Linked DNA regions of Homo sapiens: region 1 is linked to region 2. Evidence: chromatin loops called from intact Hi-C (ENCODE). Cell type or tissue: tibial artery. All regions are shown on one strand. Region 1 holds the start of LOC124903548 (a long non-coding RNA gene). Region 2 overlaps FANCI (FA complementation group I).

Region 1 (8,000 bases), 54 kb before region 2:
CATGAAAATTTACAAGCATGAGGTTTGAGAAAGCATTCCTGCAAGCATTTGGGTGAGATAAAAGGAGAGGACCAGAAGTAATAGCTTTATGACAGTTGACTACTGGCTGGATGGCTGGATATAGAAAATGGATGATGCATTCCTGACCCAGATCACAAAACTGATACAAAGGCAAGGTGACAGAGAGTCTCAACTATCAGCCCATTACTAAGAACTCCTTCAGCTAAACCCAGATGACAGCCCACTTGATGGCTGATTCTTTATTTTTTTTTTTTTTGAGACGGAGTTTCGCTCTTGTTGCTAGGCTGGAGCACAACAGTGCGATCTTTGCTCACTGCAACCTCCGCCCTCCAGGTTCAGGCGATTCTCCTGCCTCAGCCTCCCAAGTAGCTGGGATTACAGGTGCCCGCCAGCATGCTCAGCTAATTTTTTGTATTTTTTGTAGAGATGGGGTTTCACCATGTTGGCCAGGCTGGTCTTGAAGTCCTGACCTCAGGTGATCCACCCGCCTCGGCCTCCCAAAGTGCTGCAATTACAGGCATGAGCCACTGTGCCCAGCTGATTGCTGATTCTTAAAGGGAGGGGAAGAGGCACCCTGAATACACATAATGAGGCAAGTTACTGATAGAATGATATTGTGCCTGTAAGTGATGCAGAGGCAGAAAACAAGTGAAGCATCACTACCAAAGTGGTCACGATCCATTGCTTTAATAATTGGTTCTAGAATCTTGGCTGAGATTGACACTTAGTGGACCCATTCTCTTTGATTCCTCAAAGATCAGTAACAGCCCTGTGATACATTTACTGCATGACTAAGTGGCCTTAGGAGACAGTAGATCTCTCGTTTCTTCCTCTTTCCAACGAGGGGTGATTCTGTCCCTTAAGGACAACTGGCAATTTCTGGAGACATTTTTGGCTGTTAAAACTAGGGGGCTGCTACTGGCATCTGGTAGGTGGAGGCCAGGGATGCTACTCAACATCCCAAAATGCACAGAACAGGTCCCACAACAAAGAATTATCTAGCGCAACATGTCAATAGTGGTGAGGTTAAAAAACTGGTTTAAGCAAACAGTAAAGGAGATTCAAGTACTGCAGGAATCTGATGGTATTTAGGACCAAATGACACTTACAAAGCCACGTCCTTCCACTTCCCTGAAAGTGCCCTCACTGCACTGCCGTCTCATCACAACCCTTCTTCATGTGCTTGCTGCTACTCTGCTCACATTCCCAGAGGATGCCTCATGGCATGGACTTTCAGTCACCCAGGAATAAACCAAGTCCTTGAGCCTGAGCATGCTTGTTCCTTCCTTGCTCCAAATGCAAACATATATGCTTCCTTTCTCCAAATTAAGTGAAACAGTTTTCTTTACATAAAGATGTCCTTGCTGCAAAGCCCTCAAGCCTTGGCTTGGTCTCTGATGGGTGCCTCCAGCTTGTGGTAAGCAGGGAAAAAAGTTTATATATGCTCAGTTCAGGTGATCAATAGTCCCCTGGGCATGTAAGAAATCCTTTCTTGAAGACCTATTGGGTACTGCCTCTGAATCTCTTACCTGTACGTAAGAAATGAAAGAATAACACAGGGGGGTCAGATGAGAACCAGACAGCTTCACCTGCACAACAAGGGAGAAGGAAACCAATGTAACCAGCAGTAAAAGTGCTTCCCCCATTCCTAGGAAAGGCATTCTCAACTCACCAGCTTTTCCATATTTTTTGGAATTCCTCCGGAGCTCTGACACACCTGGAGATACTAATAAAAAAAGATTCCTAGATTTAGTAGACTGTCCTATGAAACTACAAGTGACTGCTGCAGTGAGCCTATGGAGTGTGACTCATCATTCTGACTGAAGAGGAAAAACAAAATTCACAGAGAAGCCAAGACACAAGCTTCCTTATTCCTCTCCTCCAAAGCTCCTAAGCTTCCCAGACAATAAGTAATGAAGGGTTTGTTTCTGATTTGCTCATTTCTTTAAAAATTCCTCAGGCTGGTAGTCCCTGCATGTAAAAAACCAACAACTTTGCTGTTTTTCCTTTTAAAGATGCCAATAAAGAGAAGAGGCTCTCAGTATTTCCACTACAGCAGCTTAGCCACATGTAGCTAGAGCTACACATTCTGAGAGAGCCACACTGCTGTGATGCGGGGTGGTCCACATCTTTCTTGGATTATCTGTGCCTTTCTAAGTATTTAATATGGATCATTGCTAGGAACATAAACAGTAAGGGCAGGGTATGCCTTGTATTTTTATAAAAAATAATTTTCTTCCCCACCTTAGTATTTGATCTATAAGGCATTTAACACCTACATGTTAAAGGAATGAAAAAAGGAATAAACATCTCTTTAAGTGTCCAGACTGGTTAGAAATGGTATAATTTCTATGCATTATGGGCCCAGATTTAATTCTAGGATAGTTATAGTTTAGATTAAACCTTAGAAGGTATTTAAAAGAGGCATTCATTCTCAATCAGGTGCCACATACATGCCAAAGAATTAAGGGCCTCCAAAAGCAGATTTTTACTTTATTTTTTTAATTTTTGAGATGGAGTCTCACTCTATTGCCAACGCTGGAGTACAGTGGCACAATCTCAGCTCACTGCAACCTCCGCCTCCTGGGTTCAAGCGATTCTCCTGCCTCAGCCTCCTGAGTAGCTGGGATTACAGGTGCCCACCACCACGCCCAGCTACTTTTTGTATTTTTAGTAGAGACGGGGTTTCACCATGTTGGCCAGGCTGGTCTCGAACTCCTGACCTCAGGTGATCCGCCCGTCTCAGCCTACCAAAGTGCTGGGATTACAGGCATGAACCACCGTGACAGGCCCAAAAGCAGATTAGAATTATAAACTGTTTTTCCCTGGCCTGTGGAGATGCCTGCCACCTACTGACCAAACTAAAATGAAACCATGACCTGCCAAGATGGAGGCAAATGCTCTCTTGTTTAGGGGCATTCTGCAGCAGTGGGCTGCTGCCCCATCCTCATCTCCTGGCTCACTGGGGTAGAATGGTGGGGCGAATCTGCTTGTCTCAAATACTCACATATCTGACAAGGGCTGTAAGTGTGGTGTACATTTTGCACAAGTCCTTTAACAAGGTGTCCACACAGCTGCCTGATGGCAGAGCTGTCTGCACCAGCTCGTGGAAAAATGTAAGCAGAGTTCCCAGTTGCATGATGATAGCTTTCTCAACAGGCTGATTTGGTAGGGTTGCCTGAGAAGAGGCCTCTTCTAAAGGGAAATAAAATTGGCACATTCAAACCCAACTTCGTTTTCTAATTAAGAGTAAAGGAGATTTAGAAATTGATTACTACTAACTAGAAAGTCTTTATGGAAAAACGAACATTCAATATGCAGAGTGAATTAATCGTGCTGTGATAAGACATATGATCTTCTACTTCTTTCATCACATAGGAAAAAATCTAGCTTAAAGGCAAATAAGAAATTTAGCTCAGGGGCTCCATTTTTATGCACCGACCCAATATGAATTTTGACCTTGCTCATGTCAATTCCTGGAATCCCAGTTGAACTTATCTTACCTGATAAGGTTTCTTGGCTCACTTGTCCCTTAAGCTTGGTGATTAGCCAGTCCACTTCTTCTAGAACCTTCTCGGCCTGACTCAGAACAAGTAACTGAAAGAAAAGAGTGCCTGGTGTGATTCACTACACACAGCTGTGGGGGTAATATAATAACTGTGGTCACCTGGCCACCTACAGGTGGGTTACAGGCCTCAGGACACAAGCCGCTATAGGACACAAGTCACTTCACATGGAGTAGAATGGAAAGAATGACAAAGCTATTCCCCATGGCTCAGGTACAACACTTACACAGACAGTGGGGGCAGCCGTTCTCAAATTCACTATTGCAAAGTGGTTTGTTTTCTCCACCTCTACATCCTGGGGAAAAGAAGAGAGGTGAGACCTAATGACAGTAAGGTTGTTCCCTTGACCCCCATCCCCACACAGGGTATTGTACTGAAGGCTCATTATAGTACCTGGTCTATATCTCCCAGATGCCCGTGGATATCCTGGGACAAGTCACGCAGCAGAATGACAGGACTCTTATACGAAACATGCAGGCTGAAGAGCAAGTTCATCAAGCTCTTGCAAAACAAGGCATCCTCTAGGAATAGGAAGAAAAGCAAATTAAAAGGTAAGTTGTGGCCAAGTGCAGTGGCTCACGCCTGTAATCCCAGCACTTTGGGAGGCCAAGGCGGGTGGATCACCTGAGGTCAGGAATTCAAGACCAGCCTCACCAACATGGAGAAACCCCGTCTCTACTAAAAATATAAAATTAGCCGGGCATGGTGGCGCATGCCTGTAATCCCAGCTACTTGGGAGGCTGAGGCACGAGAATTGCTTGAACCCAGGAGGCGGAGGCTGCGGTCAGCCAAGACCGTGCCATTGCATTCCTGCCTGGGCAACAAGAGTGAAACTCTGTCTCAAAAAAAAAAAAAAAAGTTAAGTTATAACCCAGTCAGGTCCCTCAGGTATGTGTACAGGGTGTGTGGGGTGGAGTGCCTAACCAGAACAGGAGGTAGCTTGTCGTGTCTCAGGCACAACATCCCAGTGTTACACATACTACAGCCAAGCAGCTAGTCTGCAATGATGCCTCTTTATCCACATGCCCAAAGAAGGCAGACATTTCCCATCATTAGTTAAGATTACTGTGTAACTAGCATCCAGATCAAGTACATTACGAGTATTCTAGGGACTCCCTCCTAACTTGCCCCGCCAAGGAAACTGCTATCCTGACTTCTAACATCACAGATAAATTTTGTCTAATTTTGAACTTCATCTAAACGGAATTCTACAGTAAGTACCCTTTCTTGTGTCTGGCTTCTTTTGTTTTACAGTACATTTGTGAGATCCTCTCCAAGTTGTGTGTACATGTAGTTTGTTCATGCTTATTTGCTGTATAGGATTCCACTGTGTGAATATATCATAATTCTTTTATCCTTTCTACTGCTGATGAACACTTAGGTTTGTTTTACCTACTAAAATAGTGCTGCTAAGAGAATTCTTCCACATTTTTCTGTTGTGATTCGAATTGTTGAGTCATAGGCATATGTTTAATTTTAGTAGATATTGCTGAACAGTTTTCCATAGTGGTTATACCAATTTCTACCTCCACCCCCAGTGAATGAAAGGTCCAACTACTCTACATTCTTGCCAACAATTCGACTTGGTATTAGGTGTCTGTTTCATTTTGGCCACTCTGGTGAATGTGTAATGAATGGGGAATACCTTTTCTTTTCCAAATGCCACTGGAGGATAGTGATTTTATATAAAGCCTTTAGGAAAACATGGCAGTAAACTTACCCCGGCTGTTTTCCTTGCAAATCTTTGATGTCCAGGATAACATCTGCACAAACTAAATTAGAGATCATTCAGATATTAAAGAAACATGCCAGAGATAGACCTAGGTGTTGTCAGAACAGAAGAGTTCTAGACCTTTCCATATCTAAGCAAATCAGCTGCCAAAACATGTCCTTAGATCTCAAGTGGTAATATATGATGAAGGGCATAAAAATAAGTCCAAAATTCTAAGAATTATGAGAATAATATATAATTTAATTCTCAATGTCTATGTCCTTACTGAGGTCCAAAAGTTTTAGGGTCCTTACACCTGAACTTCCTCTGCTTCTACCATAGTGGTCTAGGGCTAAAGCGCCCTCTTTTCTTTCCCATGCCCCCAGACTCTCCACTTGAGGATATTAGGTTATCAGAAAGGTGTGGGAAAGAGAAAACCTAGCTATAAGAACAGTAGAATTAGCATTTAGAAGCCAAAAGAACAAAGGAGGTTAGAAGAGAGAAGGGCAGAAAAAAGAGAAATAAAAGAGGCAAGAAACCAGACAGCATTTTCTTAGCTAAGTGAAGGAGACTTAAGGTCTTCAGATAGCAAGCATCTGCATCACCAGACACACAGTCAACTTTCTGCTTCAGCAGTTCTTTCAGCTACAAAGGCACCGAAATGCCGTTATACTTAAGTGTAAATGACTAACAAAAATGCAGTTTTGATCTGTTGAGGAAAAGGTAAATTAAGAGGCTAACTGAAAGCTCTCTACAAACTGATATTAAAAGATCTTCAGAATACCGTGCTCAATGAAATAAGCAGGATGCAGAACAAGTTTTTGTGTGAAGAGGGGTAGGATTGGGAATAAAACTCTATATTTACTTGGAAGGGAATAAAGAAGGTTGAAGGACACAAAAAACTAAAGGTGTTTACTTATTTGGGGAGAGGAGGAACTGAACAGATGGAGGACATGGGTGGGGGACACCATTTACCATAAATCTCTTGATAATCTCTGGTTTTCAAATCATAGGACTTTATTACCCATTCAAAATTAAAATTAAAAATTTTTGGCCAGGCGCGGTGGCTCACACCTGTAATCCCAGCACTTTGGGAGGCCGAGGCGGGTGAATCACGAGGTCAGGAGATCGAGATCATCCTGGCTAACACGGTGAAACCCCGTCTCTATTAAAAATACAAAAAATTAGCCGGGTGTTGTGGCAGGCGCCTGTAGTCCCAGCTACTTGGGAGGCTGAGGCAGGAGAATGGCGTGAACCCGGAAGGCGGCGCCTGCAGTGAGCTGAGATGGCGCCACTACACTCCAGCCTGGGAGACAGAGCGAGACTCTGTCTCAAAAAAAAAAAAAATTTTTTTTTAAAGAGACTACCTGAAGTTAAGGGAGAAGGGGTAGGTGGTAAAACGTTTAAAAATCTAAAAGTTTAAAAGTTTAAAAAAGAAAAATTTTTAAATTTTCCTGAACATTTTAGCCTTCCTAAATCCATTTATTTTCTCTCAAATTTCCCCCTGCCCCAATTAGCTATTTCTTTCTCAGTCCTTTCCTCTTTGCAGCAAAAACAGCAGTATGAAAGAACGATGATGAGAGCAAAGTGGGGGTGAGCTGTTTGGAACTGGGATGAAGTAACCAAAGGGACTTTCTTTGGGCAAACCTGGAAGTAGGACGACAGGAAGCAGCTCTGCTTTCTAGTGCCCAAACGCCTTCATACTCCCAGGCTACAGTCTTCTGAGGCAAGGGCTCACATAAAGAGGAGTATACCGCAGGGCTTCATTGTCTTTCTCAAGCCCAGGAAGTAGATGTGGTAGGAGCACACAGTCCTGGGCTCCTGAAGGTACTCTATCATCCTACAGGAAAATTACTCCTGAATGGTACAGACCCCCAACAAGTGGTCCTTCTCTTATTCTTCTGTGTGTGAACGCTCATGTGGGTACACAGCTCTACATCTACGTGTGCACACTTACACAAACATACATACAACCTATCTCTGCAGAGGTGTTTCTGCTTTGGGACTATAGTTACACTTTCTGAATTAATCATCTTTGGTTGAATTTCCTCCAAAGTCAGTACCAGGTAACTGTGCTGAGAAAGTCAACTGCTGAATGTCAACTGCCTTCTTCATAATTAACAAATTTTCTTCTTAGAAAAGAAGTAAACACCAAGAGTGGCAAAGAACACAGGTTTAAGAAGGTTGAAGGCACCAAAGATCAACACAGGATTCTTTCTGTGGTGTTTCACTCTACCCTGAACAAACAAAACAAAAGCAGTATGTTCTTGCCCTGTATGGCTGCATGTAAGTATGCTGTGGTAGACGCATTACACAGGAAAGAATACATCTTATAGGTCTTATATTAACTCAGGTGTATAATTAAACACATTATGTAAAATAAGCTCAATTTCAAGAGGACATTTAGATATACACTTTTATGATGCAATAATCCTTGCCTTCTGAGGAATGCTAAATGGGATTAAGTTAGCGGTACTAGTACCTGAGGAGAGGAGGGCTCCAGTAACTTGGACAAACTGGTAAGAACCGTGACTAGCAGGAGGGCTTCTTTGCTATTAAAATCTTCCTCTTGACTGCTAAGTAAATTCAACAAGGACCTCTGAGAAAGGAAGGCACACACAGCAAGCAATGTTAGCAGACACGTTCCTATCAGGAAGAAGAGGCATCTAGTCAGAGACTCCTAAGACTAGGACAGAAAGAAT
Region 2 (8,000 bases):
ATAAATTTTAGTTTTTAAAAAATAGAACATTCCTCATTTTGTGTTGTCTGATGTTTCCTTGTGGCTAGATTGAGTTTATGCGGTCTCACAAGAACACAGGTGATATCATGTCATTCTCGGAGTATCACATCAGGAAGCACATGATGTCCATCTGTCCCTCATTGGTGATATTCTGATCCCACTTTATAATTACTTCCCCCACCCTGTCCCTTTGCCACCAGTAAGCAATTTATAGGGAGACACTTTAAGATCATGCAAATATCTTGCTCCTCATCTAATTTTCTTCCTGTAAAATGGAAAAGCCCAGCAGAAACCACTGTTACCAGGTTATCAAAGTCAGTATCACCAGGAATAACACTGACATCAAGAGCTCAGTGATTTGATACACTAAAAAGGGCATGGTACCATTTCTGTGGTCCTTATGCCAGGGATACAAGACATTGGTCCAATCATGAGACACCACCAAACAGGCCCTAAATGAGACACATTCAGCAAAACAACTAATCAATACTCCTCAGGGCTATCATGATCAACAGAGATAAGGAAAGACTGAGAACTATTGCAGAGTGTAGGAAATCAGGGGGAAATGACAACTAAGAGCAATGTAGGATGCTGAGTGGGATCCTGGAACATAAAGAGAACATTAGTGAAATAATTACTGGGGAGAGTTGGAATAAGGTTCTTAGCTTCATTAATTGTATCGTATCAATGTTTTTAAAGTCCCCCTGGATTTAACATCCATTGGTATTTCTTGTCTGGTTCAATCTTTACCATTACAATTGCAAAGGAATGATTTTCCAACTCCTGCACTGTAAGCAAGAGAACTCCTTTCTACCCATGTATTCATTTACTTACTTTACTTACCTTAGAGACAGAGTCTTCTTTGTCACCCTGGCTGGACTGCAGTGGCACAGTCATAGCTCACTATAACTTGAAACTCCTGGGCTCAAGCAATTCTCCTGCCTCAGCAACCCTCCAGTTAGCTAGGAATACAAGCGTGTGCTGATATGCCATGCTAATTTTTTAAATTATTTTTTTGTAGAGGTGGGTTCTCACTATGTTGTCCAAGCTGGTCTCAAACTCCTGGACTCAAGTGATCCTCCGTCCTCGAACTCCCAAAGTAATTTATTTATTAATTATGAGTATGGACTTATAAATCTCTGTATTTTTCAATGGTTCATTATTGAACTTATTTTGATGCTCAAATAGTCCCAGATTTGGCCAAAGGGAAACCCTTCAAGCTGGCTCTTCTGTCTTTGTGACACGCCCCCACTGTCTTTTTTGAGCACTTCTTTACTTTCTGGTATAGCAAGATGTTCCAGGTTCATCTTGTATCCATCCTGCCCACGCATAAACTTATCCGTTTCTCTGAAGAGCCCTGGTTCCCTTGAGTGAGGAATGGTTATGAAACAGCAAAGATCTAGGTGATGGGTGTGTTTGTTGTTACTAAGGCATCTTTTTAAAATTTATTTATTTATTTTTTTATAGAGACAGGATTTGACCACGTTGCCCAAACTGGTCTTGAACTCCCGGACTCAAGTGATCCACCCACGCAGTTTCCCAAAGTGTTGGGATTACAGGCGTGAGCCACCGCACCGAGCAACTATGGCATCTTTGCTTCATGGTTCTTTCATTGGAGAGAGCCAGGAAATGTATGCATGTTTATACACATAAAAATATACATGGGGCCAGGCATGGTGGCTCCTGCCTGTAATCCCAGCACTTTGTGAGGCCAAGGCAGGTGGATCACTATCTTTTATTTTATTTTTCTCTTATTATGAGTGAAGTTGAGCATATTTTCTTATGTTTAAGGCCATTTTTATATATCTTTTAGTGATTATTCTCATGTTTTTTGCCTTTTTAAAATACAGTTTATCTTCCCCCCCCCCCCCACAAGTTATTTATGAATTAGGGATATTAATCCTTTTTCTGTGATACGTTACAAATATTTTTTCCCAGTTTGCCATTTGTCTTTTGACTCTGCTTATGGTATTTCTGGCCACACAAACTTTTTAACTTATATGTAGACAAACTTATCTTTTCTTGCATCTATACTTTGTATGACAGTTAGAAAGCTTTTCACTGCACTGAGCTTAAAGAGAAATTCATCCATGTTTTCTTCTAACATATACTTATTTATTTATTTATTTATTTATTTATTTATTTTTAAGAGACAGAGTCTCACTTTCACCCGTTGAAGTGCAGTGGCACAATCATAGCTCACTGTAATCTGAACCTCGTGGCTCAAGCGATCTTCCCACCTCAGCCTCCCAAAGTGCTGGGATTACAGGGATAAGCCCCTGTGCCCAGCCCTAACATTTATTTAGATTTGTTTTTTACATTTAAATTTCTGATTCATTTGGAGCTTTCTCTTGAATATGAGAAACACATCTAATTTCATCTATTTTTTCCAAATGTCCATCCAGTTGTTCCAATATCATTTGTCAAAGATTATCTTTATTTCAGTGTTTTAAGATGTAATTTTATTATATACTAGATTTTACTTGTAGTTGGGTCTATTTTGAGACTTTCCATTCTTATGCATTACCTATTCTATTCTTTGTATCCTATTCCGTTTCTGTTTATCTACTCATGTACCAGTACTGCACTCTTATTTATAAAAGTTTTTGTGGTGTTTAGTCTCTGCTATGGTTAATCCTCTCTCAGAGCTCTTTTCAGCTTTTCCCTAACTATCCCTGTGTGTACAATTTGCTATATGAATTTTGCAGTCAACTTATATATATAGCTCAATGGGATTTTTACTGGTATTAAATTGATAAATTAACTTTGGAAGAATTGACATTTTCGTGATGTTGAGACTCCCCAATCAAGAACAGGGGATATCTTCTTAGTTTTCTACTTTGTCCTTCAGAAGTGTTTCATAGTTTTTTTTCGCATGGGTTTTGGACATTTCTCAGGTTTATTCCTGTTTTAACTTTTCTGTTGCTATTGTAAATGGGGCCCAGGCTGGAGTACAGTGGCGTGATCTCAGCTCACTGCAACTTCCACCTCCCGGGTTCAAGCAATTCTCCTGCCTCAGCCTCCTGAGTAGCTGAGACTACAGGCGTGCACCACCACGCCCAGCTAATTTTTCTATTTTTAGTAGAGTTGAGGTTTCACCATGTTGGCCAGGCTAGTTTAGAACTCCTCACCTCAGGTGATCCGCCTGCCTTGGCCTCCCAAAGTGCTGGGATTACAGGCGTGAGCTAACTGGCTATTATGTATGAATGCTACTGATTTTTGCATATTAATTTTATATTCTGCTACCTTGATGAATTCGTTTATAGATGGTTTTATCACAGATTCTCCAGGGTTTTCCAGGTATACTATCATGCCATCTACAAAGAGAGACGTTTTATATTTTCTTTTTTTTTTTTTTAGATGGAATCTCACTTTGTTTACCCAGGTTGAAGTGCAATGGTGCAATCTGGGCTCACTGCAACCTCCACCTCCCAGGTTCAAGTGATTCTTCTGCCTCAGCCTCCCGAGTAGCTGGGATTACAGGCACACACCACCACGCCCAGCTAATTTTTATATTTTTAGTAGAGAAGGGGTTTCACCATGTTGGCCAGGCTGGTTTCGAACTCCTGACCTCAAGTGATCTGCCCACCTTGGCCTCCCAAAGCGTTGGGATTATGGGTGTGAGCCACTGCACTCAGCCTTTATTTTTCCATTATTATGCCTGTGATTGTTTTCTCTAGGTTAAATGCATAGGCTAGCCAATCAGAACATTATATAGTAATGGAGACAGTAGGCATCATTGCTTTGTTCCCGGCCTTAGAGGAAATGTCTCTATGGTTTCCCACTAAGATGCTGACTCTAGAATTTAGATATATACATTTTATGATGTAAAGGAAACAGCCACCCATTCTGATTTTTCTCAAGCTTTTATTAGGAATGAGTGTTGAATTTTGTCAAAGGCTTTCTCTGATCCATGAAGATAATCGTATAATCTTTATAGTAATATACTTTCAAATACTGAACCAACCTTGTATTCCTGCTATTAAATCCCACTTGATCATGGTGTACTTTTTTTAAATGTGGTGTTGCAATCTGTCCCCTAATATTTAAGACTTTTATATCAATATTCGTAAGTTACATTAGTCTATATCCTCTTTTTTCTATGCTATCTTTATGAGGTTTAAGGTTATACCTGATAAAGATAGCATAAAAAAATCAATGTTATATTTGTTTAATTCAATGTTATACTTGCTTCATTCAAAGAACTTGGAAGTTTTCCTTTATTATTTATGCTCTAAAACAATTTATGTAGCATTAGGACTATCTACCTGATCTCTAAAGGTTTGACAGAAGTTTCCTGCCAATCTATCTGGGCCTGGTGTTTTTGTACGAAGTAGTTCCTTCATAACTTTCTCTTTTCTTCTATGGAAACTGGTCTGCTTAAGCTTTCCATCTCAAATTGGCTCAATTTTATTAAACTGTACGTGCCTAAGAAATTATCCATTTCCTCTAGGTTTTCAAATTTATTTGCACAGGAATCTACTGTAGTCTCACAGTATTTTTTGAGATTTTCTCTGTATTAACAGTATTTCTCCCTTGTCATTTCTCATTTTGTGCATGTTTTTACTCCACTGTTTTGATTATTATATTAATTAATGGTGTTTTTTTCCCCCACAAAGAACCAAGATTTTGATTAATTTGATCCACTATTTTTCTGTTCTCTACTTTATTAATTTCCACTTTTATCTTTAGTAGTTTCTTGTGTTTTTTTGTTGTTGTTTACTTTCTCTTTTTTCTAGGTTTTTGAGTTGGGAATTTATTTATTTTCATTATTTCATTTGTATTGATTTCATTATTTCATTTGTTAAACACTTGTTTTTAACATTATTCCATGGATTTTTAACATGTAGTATTTTTGTTATCTGTAATTATTCTTCAAAAATCCTGTAATTTGTTTGTATCTCTTTTCCTCCAAGAGTTATTTAGAAGGTATTTTTTTATTTTTATATATATATATATTTTTATTATACTTTAAGTTCTAGGGTACATGTGCACAACATGCAGGTTTGTTACATATGCGTACATGTGCCATGTTGGTGTGCTGCACCCATTAACTCGTCATTTACATTAGGTGTATCTCCTAATGCTATCCCTCCCCCCTCCCCTCACTCCACAACAGGCCCCGGTGTGTGATGTTCCCATTCCCGTGTCCAAGTGTTCTCACTGTTCAATTCCCACCTATGAGTGAGAACATGTGGGGTTTGGTTTTTTTGTCCTTGCGATAGTTTGCTGAGAATGATGGCTTCCAGCTTCATCCATGTCCCTACAAAGGACATGAACTCATCATTTTTTATGGCTGCATAGTATTCCATGGTGTAGATGTGCCACATTTTCTTAATCCAGTCTATCATTGTTGGACACTTGGGTTGGTTCCAAGTCTTTGCTATTGTGAATAGTGCCGCAATAAACATACGTGTGAATGTGTCTTTATAGCAGCATGATTTACAGTCCTTTGGGTATATACCCAGTAATGGGATCACTGGGTCAAATGGTATTTCTAGTTCTAGATCCCTGAGAAATCGCCACACTGTCTTCCACAATGGTTGAATAGAAGGTATTTTAATTTCCAAGTAAAAGTGTCTTTGCTTTTTGACTTTTAGTTTCGGTTTTCATTTCCAGTTTTATTGCATTGTGATCACAGAGAATAGTTTGTAATAATTCTACCTTATGGGACCTACCCATGTTTTCTTTGTGCTCTAGTATATGACATGTGATTAATTTTTATGAACATTCTATGTGTTTAAGAAGATAATATATTCTTATCAAAGTTCTCTGCATATATTTTAAATATTCTTTATATTTTCCACCTCTTTACAATCTGTGCTTTATTTAGTTATCCTCAGCTCTGTATTCCACTTTACTAATTTTCTCTTTAGCAATGTTTTGTCTACTGTTAAACCACCTACTGAGGTTTTCATTTCAAGAAGTTGTCTTTCATTGTTTTCTAAATCCATCCCTTATTTTGTGAGTTCTATTCCTTCATTTACATCTTCAAATATTTTAAATACTAGGTCAGGCAGAGTGGCTCACACGTGTAATCCCGGCACTGTGGGAGGCTGAGGTGGGTGGATTGCTTGAGCTCAGGAGTTCAAGACCAGCCTGGAAAGCATGGCGAAACCCCATCTCTGCTAAAAATACAAAAATTAGTCGGACATGGTGGCACATGCTTGTACTCCCAGCTACTCAGGAGGCTGAGGTGGGAGGATCGCATGAGCCCAGGAGGTTGAGGCTGCAGTGTGCCGAGATCGCCCCACTGCACTCCAGCCTGTGCAAGGGTGAGATCCCACCTTTAAATAAATAAAGTTAAATACTGTATTAAGTATTTGTGTTAAATAATTAAAGATTTTTTTCAGATTGCTCTAAATCCTTGAATATGAATTTTCCCATTTCTGTTTGAGTCTTTCTTGCCACAGGACTTCTTTATGTGTTTTATAATTTTTTACTCTGAGTTCATCTTCTGTGGGACATTTTATCAAATGAACTGCCTGCATATATTACTGACATGCTTAACAAATTTGTAGAGGATAAAAAGCTGATTAATACGGTCAGCAGAATCATACAAAATGATCTTGATGGAGTAAAACAAGATGAATCTAAAAAAGGTGACAGTTAACAGATATAAAGTTTGTTGTTTTGGTAGTTGTTTTTAGAAACTGGGTCTCACTATGTTGCCTAAGCTGATCTCGAACTCCTGGCCTAAAGGAATCCTCCCAAAGTGCTGGGACTACAGGTGTAAGTCACCATGCCTGGCCTATATATAGTTTTTAACATGGATTCTAAAAGGACTTCAGAGATAAAGGAAACTTAGCAACTTATCAACATATACAAAAATAAATATAAGAGCAATGAGACTACAATATAATGTTGCTGCCAAAAAGCTGATTTTGCATTAATGGAAAAATGAGGGAAATATTAGCATTACTCTATCCTAGAGTCAGAAAACATCTGGAACACTGTCTTCAATTTGACAGTGTTCACGCCTTCAATTTGAGGCATGAAACTTTAAATAAATAATTTAAATGCTAGTTTCAATCAAATCTTGTCTATAGAATGATTCAAGTTACAACTCATGCAACAAGTCATCTCAAAAAATAGCTATAAAGGCAATCTTGGATAATTTCAAAGAAAAAAAAATCAAAGAGCAACACTGCATCAATTCCTAGTTAGTATGTCAGATAACACACACTAAGATGCACCTTCCTTCAATAACTACAACATTAACACAAAGAAATTCCCTTAAAAACATAATACTCATCAATTGACAGAAAAAGGAAAAAAATCCCATGATACTCAATGTCTTTACTTGTTTGTACATATACCTTGAAGAGGGATTCTTTTCCAGGCAGGGACCTGGATAGGATGAGATCACTTATGGAAAAAGGAGCAGTATATCAGCTGAGAAAGAACATTAGGGAGAAGAAACAGCCTAACATATAAGGCAATTACTATCCCATTTTATAATCCTACACTTATAGTGAAAACAGAGGCCCTAATTTTTACTAATAATTTCAAAATATTTTGCCGCTTATAAACTTAATTTCTTTACGGAAAAATACAGAGAAGCATCAAAATGCAAAACTAATGTCTCAATCAGTAACTATAGTCTGGATATTATCATCAAATAGGATTGTTCTGAGGACCATAAAAGTATACTAATTGCTTTTATAAATACAGTTGTAAAAGCATTCTATTCTTAAACTATTTCAGGTTTAAACTTGGTCACAAATGCCCTCAAGTAGTCTATTTCTCTCATTCCCTCACCCCAATTTCTTTACATCTATAAATTATTATTAAATAAATCCTTGTCTCCTACAGTGAATGGGGAGTAGATGAAGAAGCAGCGTAATTTTTCTTTCTCACATGTCCTTTGAATGTGTCATCATGCCTGACATTTACTTTTAGCAGAACATGCTTCCTAATACTCACATCACCTTCTCTCAGGGTTTGAAGAAATTCTTGCAGTTTGTCTGCTGTTTTTT

Evidence for each region. Peaks named below come from ENCODE experiments on the same cell type or tissue, not always from the same donor. Only the 100,000 strongest peaks of a DNase experiment are listed, where the experiment ranks them.
Region 1: a loop joins it to region 2, with 14 times the contacts of the local background. A loop is called at or near these places in 2 of 110 quality-filtered maps.

The regions. Positions count from the first base shown.
Region 1 is chr15:89,301,223-89,309,222 of GRCh38, reverse strand. It overlaps FANCI (FA complementation group I), which reads right to left. Exons shown (of 38, transcript NM_001113378.2): 27 at 7,781-7,897; 28 at 5,308-5,359; 29 at 3,981-4,108; 30 at 3,814-3,882; 31 at 3,525-3,618; 32 at 3,029-3,216; 33 at 1,694-1,747; 34 at 1,551-1,610. It overlaps LOC124903548 (a long non-coding RNA gene), which reads left to right and starts at 4,053. Exons shown (of 2, transcript XR_007064749.1): 1 at 4,053-4,138; 2 at 7,436-8,000. RefSeq lists a silencer at 3,838-4,065. In tibial artery, no CTCF peak of the experiment used is centred here; no DNase peak of the experiment used is centred here.
Region 2 is chr15:89,247,679-89,255,678 of GRCh38, reverse strand. FANCI (FA complementation group I) reads right to left here. Exons shown (of 38, transcript NM_001113378.2): 2 at 7,948-8,000. Among named protein-coding and RNA genes, the nearest start is that of FANCI, 7.7 kb to the right of the region's middle. In tibial artery, no CTCF peak of the experiment used is centred here; no DNase peak of the experiment used is centred here.